Regions from separate parts of the Homo sapiens genome. Here region 2 is linked to region 1. A link is a loop called in an ENCODE intact Hi-C map of the cell type or tissue named here. Cell type or tissue: B cell. All regions are shown on one strand. Links, peaks and the distances in the headings refer to the core of each region. The heading gives the core; the rest is flanking DNA.

What was found. Peaks named below come from ENCODE experiments on the same cell type or tissue, not always from the same donor. Only the 100,000 strongest peaks of a DNase experiment are listed, where the experiment ranks them.
Region 2: it touches region 1 in a loop (5-fold over the local background); 2 of 110 quality-filtered maps call a loop at or near these places.

What each region holds. Positions count from the first base shown.
Region 1 is chr7:21,348,402-21,356,011 of GRCh38, forward strand. No RefSeq gene overlaps it. Among named protein-coding and RNA genes, the nearest start is that of SP4, 76 kb to the right of the region's middle. RefSeq lists enhancers at 4,681-4,890, 6,955-7,004. In B cell, for the core only: a CTCF peak has its summit at 4,227; a DNase peak (open chromatin) is centred at 4,560; H3K4me3 peaks cover 2,735 bases; H3K27ac peaks cover 3,879 bases.
Region 2 is chr7:22,694,566-22,702,175 of GRCh38, forward strand. No RefSeq gene overlaps it. Among named protein-coding and RNA genes, the nearest start is that of IL6, 29 kb to the right of the region's middle. In B cell, for the core only: no CTCF peak of the experiment used is centred there; DNase peaks (open chromatin) are centred at 2,566 and 3,886; H3K4me3 peaks cover 1,224 bases; H3K27ac peaks cover 4,015 bases.

The DNA of each region.
Region 1 (7,610 bases), core at 1,695-6,694:
CGCCTGTAATGCCAACACTTTGGGAGTTCGAGACAGGAGGATCACTTGAGGCCAGAAATTCAATAGCAGCCTGGGCAACATAGTGAGACACAGTCTCTACAAATTTTTTTTTAAAAAACTTAGCTGGCGGGAGACTGAGGCAGGAGAATAGCTTGAACCCGGGAGGCGGAGGTTGCAGTGAGCCGAGATTATGCCACTGTACTCCAGCCTGGGTGACAGAGTGAGACTCCATCTCAAAAAAAAACAAAAAACAAAGAAAACTTAGCTGGATGCCTGTAGTCCTAGTGACTTGGGAGGCTAAGTTGGGAGGGTCGCTTGAGTCCAGGATTTTGAGGCTGCAATGAGCTACCATCGAACCACTGCACTCCAGCCTGCACAGCAGAGCAAGCCCCTGTCTTTACACTTAATTTAAAAATAAAAAAAATTGGATCATAACTCACAGAATGGAATAAATACCTGTAACTCTCTACCAATAAAAATAAATAATTTAACATATAAACAAATTAAGAAGGGGTTGTTCTTTACAGAGCACTCCAGTTAATAATTCGTGATCTCTCTCCCTGAGTCTCTTTAAACAACAAAATAATATGTAATCACTAACATGGACATGATCTATCAATTTTAGCAAAATTTGAAGAGATGCCAAAATCAGCAAAATTTGAGGAGAAACAGGATATCTGCATAGTCTTAACATAACTCCTCCAAGACATTTATTAATTATAAAGGGAAAAAATAGTTACTTTATAGTGGATGATATGGTTTGGCTGTGTCCCCATGCGAATCTCATCTTGAATTGTAATCCCCATCACCCCCACGTGTCATGGGAGTGACCCAGTAGGTCACTGAATCATGGGAGCACGAGATCTGATGGTTTTAGAAGCATCTGGCAGTTCCCCTGCTGAAACTCACTCTGTCCTGCAGCCTTGTGAAGAAGGTACTTGCTTCCCCTTTGCTTTCCGCCATGATTGTAAGTTTCCTGAGGCCTCCCCACCAATGTGGAACTGTGAGTCAATTAAACCTCTTTTCTTTATAAATTACCCAGTCTCTGGTATTTCTTCATAGCAGTGTGAGAATGGACTAACGCAGTGAAGAAACCCAGCAGACACCAACTTAACCAAACAATCAAGGATAAAATCATCAGAATTAAGACATCATGTCCTTTTTTTTTTTTTTTTTTTTTTTTTGAGACGGAGTTTCACTCTCCTTGCCCAGGCTGGAGTGCAGTGGCACAATCTCAGCTCACTGCAACCTCCACCTCCCGGGTTCAAACGATTCTCCTGTCTCCCCCTGAGTAGCTGGGATTACAGGCGCTTTTCACCATGCCCGGCTAATTTTTGTACTGTTTAGTAGAGACAGGGTTCACCATGTTGGCCAGGCTGGTCTTGAACTCCTGACTTCAGGTGATCCACCCTCCTCTGCCTCCCAAAGTGCTGGGATTACAGGCATGAACCACGATGCCTGGCCAAGACATCATGTCTTAATCAATGCCAAATCAAGAGACATTCTACAAAATCACTGACCAATACTCTTCAAAAGTGTCCAGGTTACAAAAGACAAGGGAAGACTGAGAAACTGTCACCCACTGGAAAAAATCAAGGAGACATGACTACAAAACGTGGGATCCTGGATTGGATCCTGGGACAGAAAAAAAGGATATTAGATAAAAAACTGGGGAAATCTAAATGAAATCTGTAATTTACTTAATAGTATTGTACTATACCAATGTTAATTTCCTAGTTTGATCATTGTACTCTGGTTATATAAGAAGTTAATATTAGGGCAAGCTGGGTGAAAGGTGTATGGGAAATCTGTACTATTTTTGTAACTTTGAAAAGCTTGAAATTCTTTCAAAATTATCATATATTTAAAAGCGAGACAGTGTATGGCAGATGCACCTGACAGCAATAACTTAACTTACACATACCCTGAAGGGTGACCCTATGGTCTAAGAAGAATGTGTGTTCGGAGTTCTGTGCTAAGGAATACGGGAGTGGCCAACCCAGAGATTTACTCCTTATCTATGAAGGATGATTAAATTCCCAGCCCTTAGAACACAGGTCATACCGGATATTGAGGTCCTTTGTTTTGGGTTAAATGGAGGTTTCTAGGTAGACGGTGCTAAGTAAAAAATGCCATGTCAACTGCATGCTTTTTACAAACAGTAGAGGTTCTCCTGTTCAGCCCACATCCACTGGGCCACCCCTGTACGTAAGTACCCCCAATAAACCCTATGTCTCATTCACTATCTCTGGGTCTCTTCTTCAGCCTCTCAGACACAGTATCATCCCTATTGTAGTCAGTGTAAGGGTCTGGCATGACAGACAGCAATGATCTTTGTCAGTACTACCCAAAGTACGTGAGACCAAACGTTTAGAAATTGTTTTAGCAGTAATTTTATGTCTATTGGACTTTAAAAGTTTTTTGACTGGGGCTGAGGCTTCTGGGTTTTTCTTTTGTTTTTTGTTTTCTGAAACAGGACCTCATTCATGCCCAGGCTGGAGTGCAGTGGCATGAACACTGCTCACTGTAGCCTCGACCTCCCCAGGGTCAGGTGATCCTCCCACCTCAGCCTCCTCCTAAGTAGCTACAGGCTTGCACCACCATACCCAGCTAATTTTTGTATTTTTTGTACAGATGGAGTTTTGCCATGTTTCCTAGGCTGGTCTTGAACTCCTGAGCTCAAGCTATCTGCTTGCCTCAGCCTCCCAAAGTGCCGGAATTACAGGCATGAGCCACCACGCCTGACAACTGGGGCTTCCTGAAAAAAATAAACAATAATAACAAGTAAGAAAGTAGTGGGAGGGGCTCTACTGTGTCGTCCCTGGGAAGACTGTCTTTTATTTCACTGACTTTGTGGGAATGGTCATGCCGTCTCTCTCCTTACCTGTTTGTAGCCAACACCAAGAGTGTACCAAATACATTACTCAGCAAGTCCTCAAGAAATGCATCCAAGTGAGAAAAGATGACTAGAATCCACATTTTTCTGCATTAGAAACTTTATAATGCGAAGCTTGTATGTGTAGAGGTCTTTGACCATCATTAGTGTCATAAATGGTCGCTAATACTTATATATATATGTATGTATATATATATATATATATTTTTTTTTTTTTTTCATTTTAAAAAATGAGGCCAGGCACAGTGGCTCACGCCTGTAATCCCAGCACTTTGGGAGGTCAAGGCTGGCAGATCACTTGAGGCCGGGAGTTTGACACCAGCCTGGGAAACATGGCAAAACCCCGTCTCTACAAAAAATACAAAAATTAGCTGGGTATGGTGGCTAAAAATTAGCCAGGCGTGATGGTGCGCAACTGTAATCCCAGCTACTTGGGAGCCTGAGGCAGGAGAATTGCTTGAACCCCCGGGCAGAGGTTGTTGTGAGCTGAGATTGCACCACGGCACTCCAGCCTGAGCGAAAAAGTGAGACTCCGTCTCAAAAATAAATAAATAAATTAATTAATTAATTAAATAAATAGATAATGATTAAGCAACAAAGATCTCTTAAAGAGTTGGAGTCAAACCAAGCCTAGAACTTTTCATTTTGTTTTACAAATTTTATTTCGGCACTCAATCCTTAACCAGATGTGACTACCTTTTAACTCTGATAATGCAGCAGTAAAATTGGAATTTGGATCTCCAACTTTATCAAAAATAACACATTTCTAGTTTTGAAAAGGGCTTTTTCTTTAAAAAAATAATAATTTGAAGGACAATGATTCAGCTGTTGTATTCTTCGAATAGACAATAAATAGAATTATAGCGTTGCTTTCTTCCCCTCCACCTCTTTCTCCTCTTCCACCTCTGCTATACAAATTTTCAAAAAATGTAACATCAATGTGAAATAGAAATGTTGCCATCCACTGTGAAGCAATGAAGTACAGTGTTCATTAAACCCACCAATCCAACTAGAACCCTGAAATAGACTGTGGAAGTCATGGATTCATCTGCATAAAGCCTTTTCCTTTCACCTCTTCTGGTAAAAGAAGCCCTCGCCTCTATGGGAAACAGGGAACATATCTTCCTATTTAGAAGGATTGCAGGGATGGGAAAGTCAGCCAACTTCGGCCAATCAGGCTCATCCTCTGGACTTGTGCTGTACCCTTTCTCTAACCAACTGTAGGCTATGGCACTAACAATGTATCCCTGGAGCAGTGTAGGGTACCATGTATTTTACCAGAGGAAAGACATTTTCAGAGAATAAAGGCAACATAGGGAAAAGCAGAGCGGAGACATGTAGAGAGAGAAGATTGGATGGCTGGGGAGGAGAAAGGAGTCAGAGCAAAAGACAGAGAGGAAACAAGACAGAGAAAAAGACAAGACAGAGAAAAAGAGAGGAAACAAGAAAGCAGAACAGAGAGGCTGAGGCTTTCGATAATGACATGTGGCACAAGAACCCCCATCTCTGTTGGAAGTCAGCAGCTCTTCTGTACCCTTCAGTTACATGCCCGAGGATATCCCAATTTTTCTTCAGCTTGTTGAGGTTGTCATTCTGTCATTTAAAAAAAATAAACATGTTGATGAACATGACCCCTTTATGTGTCTAATCAAATGAAAGAAGGAACTAAGCTCTATAGCAACTGTCCTTGCCTTGACATTTGAATATACCTTTGAGCATGCAGCAGATCAGTCCAGTGAAATCGAAACTGGAACTCAGTTATAAGCTTTCCAGACAGGGCTTGAGCTACACAGAATTTCTAAGAAAGTAAATTTGACTTTGATGTTAGTTCCTCTTTAGTGTTCCCCCATATGACCAGATTCTCACTGCTCTTGTGCAAGGGAGAGAAAAATCATCTGATATGTTTCATTAATGTTTAAAGGTTAATGAACTTACAGCTTACTCCTTCTGGTAACATAGCTGCATTTCACAAGGGTCAAGATCAATGTTTAATCTAAAGAAATGAATCTCTAATGCTGAAATCATGAGGACAGTAATGCATGGATGAGGAAGCTATTTTCTGTCAAGGAAATTATCCTGCTATTTACATGAGGATACAAGTGACACTTTAGGTATCAGAAGCTTGTGCATCTATTTAAAATCCAGATAAGTGATCATGCAAAGGATCGACTCATTTTTCTTTTCTTAGAGTAGAATGAGGCATACGAGTTCAATTATTGAACTTATTGAAATTACTTCCAATAAGTTCCTTCAAAATCCAAAGATATTAATGTCCAATCCTCCTTGACTAACTGCCCTCAGGGACTTTTACCAGCAGGCTATTCTTGACTATACGGGTGCCTAAGACATCGAAGATAAGTGTTGTTCTTAATCAAAATAAAACCACATTCAAGATTTCTGTTCATTCAAGTTACAATCTGTGCTGACAGGACACTAAACAAATACTTACTTTACACAATTGAATAATTGGAATACTAAAAATTTTAAAAGCATTAACCATCTGAATTTCTGAAGAAGGTGAAGAATATTCTAGATTTCTTTGGAAAAATTTCCCTCATTCACTTTCAGCCCTTTTGAATGCCCTCCCCTACATCTGGTCTCTACCTTTTTCCCTTTTGCTTCCTCCATATTCCATTCTTTGGTTTGGTTTGGTTTTGTTTTGTTTTGTTTTTTAGAGACCGGGTCTTGCTCTGTTACCCAGGCTGGTGTGCTGTGGTGCAATCATAGCTCACTGCAACCTGGAGCTTCTGGGCTCAAGCGATCCTCCCACCTCAGCCTCTCTAGTAGCTGCAACTACAGGCATATGACACCACACCTGGCTAATTTTTTTTTTTTTTTTCATTTTTTGTAGAGACAGGGTCTCCCTATCTCTAGGGCTAGGCTAGTCTCAAGCCATCCTGCCGCCTCATCCATTCTTTCTTCATTTGTTCTTCCTTTTCTCTTCCACCCATCATCCCTTCTTCCTGCCTCCTTCAATCGATTACTTGGTTAGTGTTTGTTGGGAAGTTAGTCAGTTCCAGGCAGTGGGCTAAACACAAACATGAAAAGATGGGGTCCTCGCTGTCGTCCTTTTCTGTTGTTGAGTAACAAATCACCCACAAATCTCGCAACTTAAACCAACACGCATTTATTACCTCCCCACTCAGTATACCAGAGAACAACCTGGTGTGGCAGGAATTTCTGCTCAGGGTCACCCATGGCCAGTATTCAGGTGTCAGCCGGGCTGGGAACTTAAGTGTAGGCTCTGAGGAGAAATCCACTTCCAAACCCATTCAGGTTATGACAGAGTACCCTACAGTTACAGGACTGAAGTGCTTTCCATCTGAGATCTGGGACCTGCCTCAGCTCTTTGAAGCCACTCACATTCCTTTTCCCATGGCTCCTCAATCTTTAAGCAGTAATAGTGCCAAATGACTATCGTGCTTCAAACCTGACTGCCTCTATTGTCATCAGCCAGAGAAAACTCCATTTTTAAAGATGTATGTTATTACATTGGGCCCACCAGGCTAATCCAGGCTGGTCTCCCTCTGTAACAAAACATAATCTCAAGCATGATAGCACATTCTGAAGTCCCAGGGACTCGGGAGGGACTTCACTGGGGGCCGCTTTAGAACTTCTGCCTACACATCTGCCATCAGGTGCTCACACAATACATACAAAAACAATAGCACTGCAATAAGATAATTGTACAAAAGAAAGTGCGGTAAACAAAATGTCACACATACATACAATGGAATACTATTCAGCCATAAAAAGGAAGAAAATTCTGACATGCTACAACATGGATGAACCTTGAGGACATTATGCTAAGTGAAATAAACCTATGATCCCACTTATTTGCAGTATCTAGAATAGGCAAATTCACAGAGACAGAAAACAGAATAGAGGTTTCCAGGCATTGGCGGGAAGAAGAATGAAGTTGTTGTTTGATAGTTATAGAGTTCTGTTTGGGATAATGAACGTGTTCTGGAAATGGATAGTGGTGACAGTCACACAGCATTGTGAACATACTTAAAAGTACTGAATCGTATACTTAAAAATGATTTACATGGTGAACTTCATGTTCTGTATATTTTACCACAATAACATAAAATTAAAGTGTTGAAAAAATAGACTGGAGGCATAAGAAAAGAACAGCATAACTTGCTTCCTGAAAGAGCAAAATGTCAGATTGGGCAGGAGATAAGATCAGATGGGTGTGGGTGAGAAGGGTGTGGACTGTGCGGTGGGAGGGACAATGTCATAATTTCAGTTCCCTTTTTGGTCACCACACAGCTAAGGTAACTTGATAATTTTGTCCAAACCTGCCTTCCTTTCTTGCACTAGCTGCCTGGAAAGCAAACCTTATTTAGCAATCACTAATAGTCCTAGAACTTTTGAGTGTTAATGATAGAGGTGTGAATCAAGTACCTGCTATTTATTAAGTGTCACGTTGGTGACCCCAAATTCACCTTGCTTCTAGGAAATAGAAAGAAGGAAACACAGAGACTGAGCACTATGCTGAGCACTGTGCTTCCTTACATAGCTTCAATGCTTCACAATGACAATGCAAGTTAAGTAGCCATGAAACTTGTTTTCCCCAGTTTTACCAATAAAACATTTGGGGTTGTGAAAGTCTGAATAATTGCCCGCATGTCAGGTAACAAAGAAAAGAAAGTACCTTCCCACCTGAGGGTCTTGTAATATGCTGTTCCCTCTACTTGGAATGCCTATC
Region 2 (7,610 bases), core at 809-5,808, 1.3 Mb after region 1:
AAATGTCCATCAGTGAATAAAGAGATAATCAAAATATGGTATGTACATACAATGGAATATTATTCAATCTTCACATGGAAGAAAATCTGTCACATGCTGCAAAATGGATTAACCTTGAGGACTTTATGCTAAGTGAAATAAGTCAGTCACCAAAAGCAAATACTCTCTGGATCCACTAACATGAGGTATCTAAAATAGTCAAATTCATGGAAACAGAAAGTAGAATTGTGGTTACCAGGCTAAAGGGAGGGGGCCTAGGAGGTTATCGTTCAATGGGTATAGACTTTCAGTTTTGCAAGATAAAAAAGTTCTAAAGATCTGTTCCACAACAATGTGAATATATTTACCGCTATTGAACAGTACAATTTAAAATTTGGGGGATATTAAATTTTATGTTATGTGCTTCCTACCAGTTTTTAAAAAGACAAGTATAATGGCAGAAGATTTGGCAATGACAGTACTCAAGCCACCTCCTGAGTCACGATGTTCCAATCTGTACTGACTGCCCTCTTCAATTAATGTGTAATCGTCATCCTGGGATCTCCCTTCACCACTCTCCAGGAGATTCCCTTTCCCTTCTCCACAGCGATGGATCTTCTGCTTTCTGTATTCCATGCCTTCCTCTTTCTTGGCTTATTTACTCATCCATATGAAATGTATCCTCCAGGAGCTTCCTGAGAAAGAAGACTTAAAAATGTTTTTTTGAGTTGCCTGCCTGAAATTATCTTTTTGTTATGTGTTGTTTTGTTTTCTCTTCTCACTTGATCCACAGTTTGGCTTGCAATAGAAATCTAGGTTGGAAATAAATGTCCTTCACATGTTTGAAAGCATTGTCCGTTGTCTTCTGGCTTTCAGTGCTGCTGGTAAGAAGTTGCTGATCTCTTGTGCGTGATCTGTTTTTTTTTTTTTTTATTGTTGTTTTATTTTCTCTCTGGGAGCTTATAGAATCTTCCTTATCCCTAATGTGATAAAATTTCACATTATGCTGGAGGTATTTTTTCATCCATTACACTGAACATCACTGGGACCCTTTAACCTCAAAATCCACGCCCATCAGTTCTGAAAAATGTTATCTCCTCCATGTTCTCTGTTCTCTCTTTCTTTCCGGGAATTGTTGAAGCTTTATGTGTTTCTGCTAGCACAGGTCACATTCTCTAGGGTGTAGTCTTGTGCATGAAGAAATATTTTCCCTGAGGATATTAATGTCATGTTTCTTCTACCTGCACAAATTACTTTTCTGTTTATTTTGGACTTTCCTGTGTTAGATGATGTCCTTACATAGCTGGTTGTCTATGTTGATTGGAAGCCTTGAGGATGGGGCTCACTGATTTTGACCTTCTCTGTAGACTGATCTGGGTGGCGCAGGGTCCATATCTTTATGTGTTTCTGCTTAAGCAATCCTCCCGCCTCAGTCTTCTGAGTAGCTGAGACTACAGACATGCACCACCATGCCTGGCTAAATTTTGTATTTTATGCCTGGCTAAATTTTGTATTTTTTGTGGAAACAGGATTTTGACATGTTGCCCAGGCTGGTCTTGAACTCCTGGGCTCAAGTGATCCGCCCACCTCAGCCTCCCAAAGTGGTGGAATTGCAGGCATGAGCCACTGTGCCCAGCCTCCATTCTGCAGTTTTAGTGGAGTTTTTGGAATACAACAAAATTATGTGTTCAAGCTACCATAACCCAGCAGTCCCCTCAAATTTTTAAAAAAGAAAAAAATTCAGAACAGATAACATAGTATGTTCCCATTTACGTGAAAACAATGTGAGACTATACAGTGGTTGATATGTACTGATAAGTACAAAAAAGACATCTGGAAAAATAAATGAGAATGAGTTTTTTTTTTTTTCTTTCACTTTGTATCCTTCTGTACTGGTTGGTTTCTTTTTCAAAAGCTATAAGCATGAATAATTGTGAAGACCTAGTTTTTTAAAAAAAATCTTAAAGACCTAGTTAAAAAAATAAAATCATATTTAAGAAAGAGGGCATGTCACAAGTCAGGGTGAATCTCCCTGAACCTACTCTAGATTGTCAATGGTATCAGAGAGGGTTAGAACCACTTACACAATTGGAAAGCACACAAGCTCTTAAGTCTGGTTTCAGGAACCTTGAAAATACATTCAAGGTTTCTCCCACTTAGGCCGTTCTGCTTCCAGGAATAAAAACAGCCTGAACTTTAACTCTTGATCCAGAAAAAAAGGAGTAGTATGAAATAGACTAGGCCAGACCTCCTTGGCTTCTGAAGTACCTCTGACAAGACTTTCCTGCTCCACTTACCACACCCTCCCCAGTCCCTCACCTAACACCCGCTAGCTCAGGCACACCGTAATCAGGACTTCCCAGCTCACTGAAAAATGTCTGCCTGAGTGATTCATACATAGCATAGCCAGGGCTACTCCAAATCTGCCCCTGTGGAGCCTTCATTCTTTTAACAAATGTTTATTTGTGGCAGAAGAGTGTAATTATCTATCCAAACTATTAGGTTCAAATCCTGGCTCCTCAAGTGACTAGCAAATTACTTAACCTTTCTGTGCTCAGCTTCCTCATTTATAAAATGGAGATGATCATGATGACTGCCTTCAGGCTGCAGCAGAGACTCAGCGGTTGACACCTGTGAATGCTTACTGGGCATCTCCCTATACAAAGATGGTTCTAGGTCAAACAGATACAGAAGTCATCAAAATAGAGTTTCCTGCTCCCGTGGAATTTAAGGTCTAGTAGAAAAGGCACAATTCAGTTCTCTTAATACAAACTAACAAACAAAAAAACACAAATAACAAATGATTACACATTGTAATGAGGTCCATAAAGGAAGAGTAAAAGTACAATGAAGGTTACAATAGGGAATGTGCTTATATTTAAATTCTGGATCATGATTTCCCAGCTCTAGTACTGAAGTTACTTAAACAGAAGCAGCAGCCAACAGAGTTGGTGGGTTCAATCGATTTTGTGTCTTTTCTCATGTCACAAACTTGTTAGAGTTCAACAGGCAGGAATTCAATGGTTTTGCAACAAAAGGTACTCAGAAAAAGCTCCCTTTCTTTGCCAACAGTGAGTGTATGTTATAGAATCTTCTACTCAGGATTGCATTTTTAAAGAAATGTCCCTTGGCCAGGTGGAGTGGCTCATGCCTGTAATCCCAGAACTTTGGGAGCCCGAGGCTGGTGGATCACTTGAGCTTAGAAGCTCAAGACCAGCCTGGGCAACATAGTGAGACCCTTGTCTAAAAAAAAAAAAAAAAAAAAAAGGAAATAAAATAAAATAAATGGCCCCTTTTCTAAAGGTTTGATAGACCTTTGGAATATGTTAATAAACAAGTAGGCAGATTCCAATTTGCCTGTGCTTTGGAGAAAAGGAGAGCTATGCAGGTTATTTCTTTCCCAACTAAAACATAAGTGCCTATTTGCTCTCTAGAATTGTCAGCACATTCTAAGCATGAAGTGCAAAGGCACCACATACCTTATCTCGGATAGTCCCTAATATCACAATGCCAACTTTCTGGTTCTCTGGGACACTCCCAGCTGCCCCAGGGAAGATCTCAGAGCCTCCCCACCCCATCTCTCCCTCAGGCCAATAGTTTGGCCTGATTTAACCATCTACTAATTTTAGAGTCTGTCTAGGCATAGATTATAGCCTAAAGCAATTTGCAATTATGATTTACAATAGTATGAAATTTGTGACATGATCAATCCAAAGGTCTCAGAGAGCACCCTAGTGCTATGATTCTCACAGGCAAAGGAATTCAGTGGATTATGAAGAGCTACAGATTTCCATTTTCTTTTCCTCATTATCTAGGGCTCAAGCTTTGATGCAAATCATGACAGTCTGTGGCCTCCAGCCTGACTCTGTTTCTGGTTTTAATGATCAAAGGGATTTCCCCAGCAGTTCAGTAAAAGAGAGAGAGGAAGGGTAATTTACTAAGTACTTCCCTTCCTCACAGTCACGAGGTCCCTGCTATTTCCTATCTGAGACACTCAGATTAGAAAGTATCAATAAAGATGGCCAAGAAGGAATATATTAAATAGAAGTTACCTTACAATAAAGAGAACATAAAAGATACACATGTATTAACATGGCTGAACTAAGTGTAAATGTATGAAAGATGAGCCTTGGGTGACGGGGGCCAGATAGGATACATCAAGGGAGATTTAGGGAAGAGTTGGACATAAACATCATTCATTCATTAAACAATTTTTTTTTATTGAGGATCTACTGCGTGCCAGGCACTGTTCTAGATGCTAGGGGAACAACAGTGACTCGTACCTCAGGGACTGAGCAAAATCAGTCCCATTATTTGCTTTTGTAGAATATATAATATGATGGGAAAGACCGAAATTAATCAAGTAGTTACACAAATGAGTGTATTAATTACAGACTGTGATGAGCACGCATATAGAAAAAGTGGGGGAGGGTGCCTAGGAGTGCCTGTAACAGGAACCCAACAAACCGGAAGCAGTTAAAAAGGTTTTCTTAAGAAAGGGAGCCTTGAGGTAAGAACTGAAGGATGAGTAGGAGCTGACTGGGCAAAGGAGGAGGAAGAGAGAAAGAAGTATTCCAGCAAGTGGGTGTCATGCACAGCGGCCCTGTGGCAGGGAGGAGCTGACACATTCAGAGAGCTGGAAGAAGACGCACAGAAGGGAGAATGATGGAGAATGGGATGAGGTTAAGACTGAAGAGCAGGACCTTGCAGGACATGGGAGGCTATGTCATGTTGTATTTCCAAACTAACAGCTATAGGGAACCATTGAAGGTTTTTATTTATGTATTTATTTATTTATTTATTATTTTTTTGAGACAGAGTTTTGCTCTTATCGCACAGGCTGGAGTGCAATGGCAAGATCTCGGCTCATCGCAACCTCCGCCTCCTGGGTTCAAATGGTTTTCCTGCCTCAGCCTTCCAAGTAGCTGGAATTACAGGCACCCACCTCCATGCCCAGCTAATTTTTGTATTTTTAGTAGAGACAGGGTTTCATCATATTGGCCAGGCTGGTCTCAAACTCCTGACCTCAGGTGATCCACCCACCTTGGCCTCCCAAAGTGCTGGGATTACAGGCGTGAGCCACCACACCCAGTCTGACGGTTCTAAAACAGGTGATGGAGAGAGAGGAGATTCACATTGTGAAAAGTTTGCCCTGAGACCAGATAGAAAGTTATCGTCCACATGGGAGGTGATGGAGACTTGGTGGTGGAGTCAGAGAGAAGTAGATAAATCTGAAAGTTATTTACAAGTTTAAAACCAACAGGACACCAGGTGCAGTGGCTCACGCCTGTAATCCCAGCACTTTGGGAGGCCAAGGCGGGCGGATCACAATGTCAGGAGTTCGAGACCAGCCTGACCAACATGGTGAAACCCTGTCTCTACTAAAAATACACACACACAAAAAATTAGCTGGGCATCTGGCCAACACAGTGAAACACCGTCTCTACTTAAAATACAAAAATTAGCTGGGCTTGGTGGTGGGCGCCTGTAATCCCAGCAGCTACTCAGGAGGCTGAGGCAGGAGAATCATTTGAATCTGGGAGGTAGAGGTTGCAGTGAACCAAGATCGAGCCTTTCCACTCCTGTGCGACAGAGCCTGTGTCTGTCGCATTAGCCTGTGCAACAGAGCGAGACTCTATTTCAAAAACAACAACAACAACAACAACAACAGGACTTCCAGAAGATTACATATGGGGTACAGGAGAAGGAATCCATGGAATCCATGACTGCCAGGTTTTTACTGGGGCTTAAGGAGGAAGACAGTAGCGCTGGCAAAAGCTGGGAAGGAGGACAGGCAGGTGAGCTGGTGCACCTTTGAGCTGAATGATGGGTCTGTCTAGGGTGTCTCTTGCTGAAGAACTTTTGAACTCTTATAGTAGGAGACAACACTAGAGGATCAATAGAGAAAGTTGGAAAACTCTGGATCGACTTGCACCTGGAAACTGATGAGCTCTGTGGTGTTAGGCAAGTCAGTTCACCTCTGTGGATTTCAGTTCCCTGAAAGGTCCTTCACACCTTCCTCCCATATCAGAATCTCCTGAAGTGCTTGTGAACATGCACATACATGGACAATTGTCTGCATTGGATAATGAAAAAGCACAGATTTAAAAGACTTGCCTAAGATGGTACAGGCAGAGCCAAAATGAGGGCTCCAGTCCAGGTCTGACTCACTCTAAAACTGTAAGATATGAGTAAAAGGAGTGAATGGAGATGGTCCCAAACAGAATTTCCATAGCATCGCCAGTGATACTTCAGCATGTAAGTGGGCCAGGCTTGGGAAAAAGCTGTAGCTGTCCCCTTATCTCCTAGTTGGAGAGTGCTACAGTTAAGTTTCATTATTTCATCATTTCCTCTGCTGACCCAGGGCAGGCACCACCACATCCTCAACCAGGGACACACACAGGACTCTCACATTTTACCAAACAAAAAATCCTACAAACAAGCCTAAAATTTCCCTTTGAAGCCAAATGGGAGAACCAAATCTACCTCAACTTTACTCTAAAGCTGTTTTTTAACACATATACTAATAACATTTTTAAAAGAATTTCAGGATGTTGACTCTCTAGAAACCGTGACAAACATATAATTGAGTTTTTAAAAAATAAGGTTGACATATCAACCTGTCATATGACCTATGAAATGCTTTCAAGAAACCCGTGCAAAATTAAAGAGAGCTCTTCAAGACATCAAACACACAAAAAGAAGTTATTTGGGGCCGGGTGCGGTGGCTCACACCTGTAATCCCAGCACTTTGGGAGGCCGCAAAGGGCAAATCACTTGAGGTCAGGCATTATAGACCAGCTTGGCCAAAATGGTGAAACCCTGTCTACACTAAAAATACAAAAATTTAGTTGGACATGGTGGCGTGTGCCTGTAATCCCAGCTACTTGGGTGACTGAGGCAGGAGAATCACTGAAACCCGGGAGGCGGAAGTTGCAGCAAGCCAAGATCACACCACTGCACTCCAGCCTGGGTGACACAGCGAGACTGCCTCAAAAAAACAAAAAATAAGAAGTTATTTTGTTGGAACTGATTTTTTAAAAAATTATCTACCTAAATAATCCACATAAATTAGCCACACAAAAATAATCCAAAGTAGACCTGGATTTGTAGAGCACTTAGAGCTTTGGGTCTTTGTTGTTTCCTGATAGTTTCTAATGGGCTTGCTGTGTTTTCCCAACTAGCCTACAATAAAGTCTAGTACTCCCTTTTTCATTCCCATCAGTGCCAAGGACATGTTAAATTATTTAGCATAGTACTAGGTGCATAATAAAAGTACTAAGAGCAAGCAGTTAAGGAATTCTAAATACATTATATGCATTAAGTGATTTATCTTCTCAGCAGCCCATAGAAATGGGAAAACTGAGGTCACACAGCTAATAAATGGCAGAGTTAGAATTCCCACCCAGTCTATAGGATTCTCAACACCCATGAATCTTATCTGTCACAATGCATTGGTAATCATTCCTATTTCTCCTTCCTTCCTATTTCTTCCCCTCTTTTCTTCCAAATGTATTCTCATGTTCTATTAATCACTGACATAGTTATAAAAACCATTCCCCTTCTGGGCACAATGGCTCACGCCTGTCATCTCAACAGTTTGGGAGGCTGAGGCTGAGATGGAAGGACTG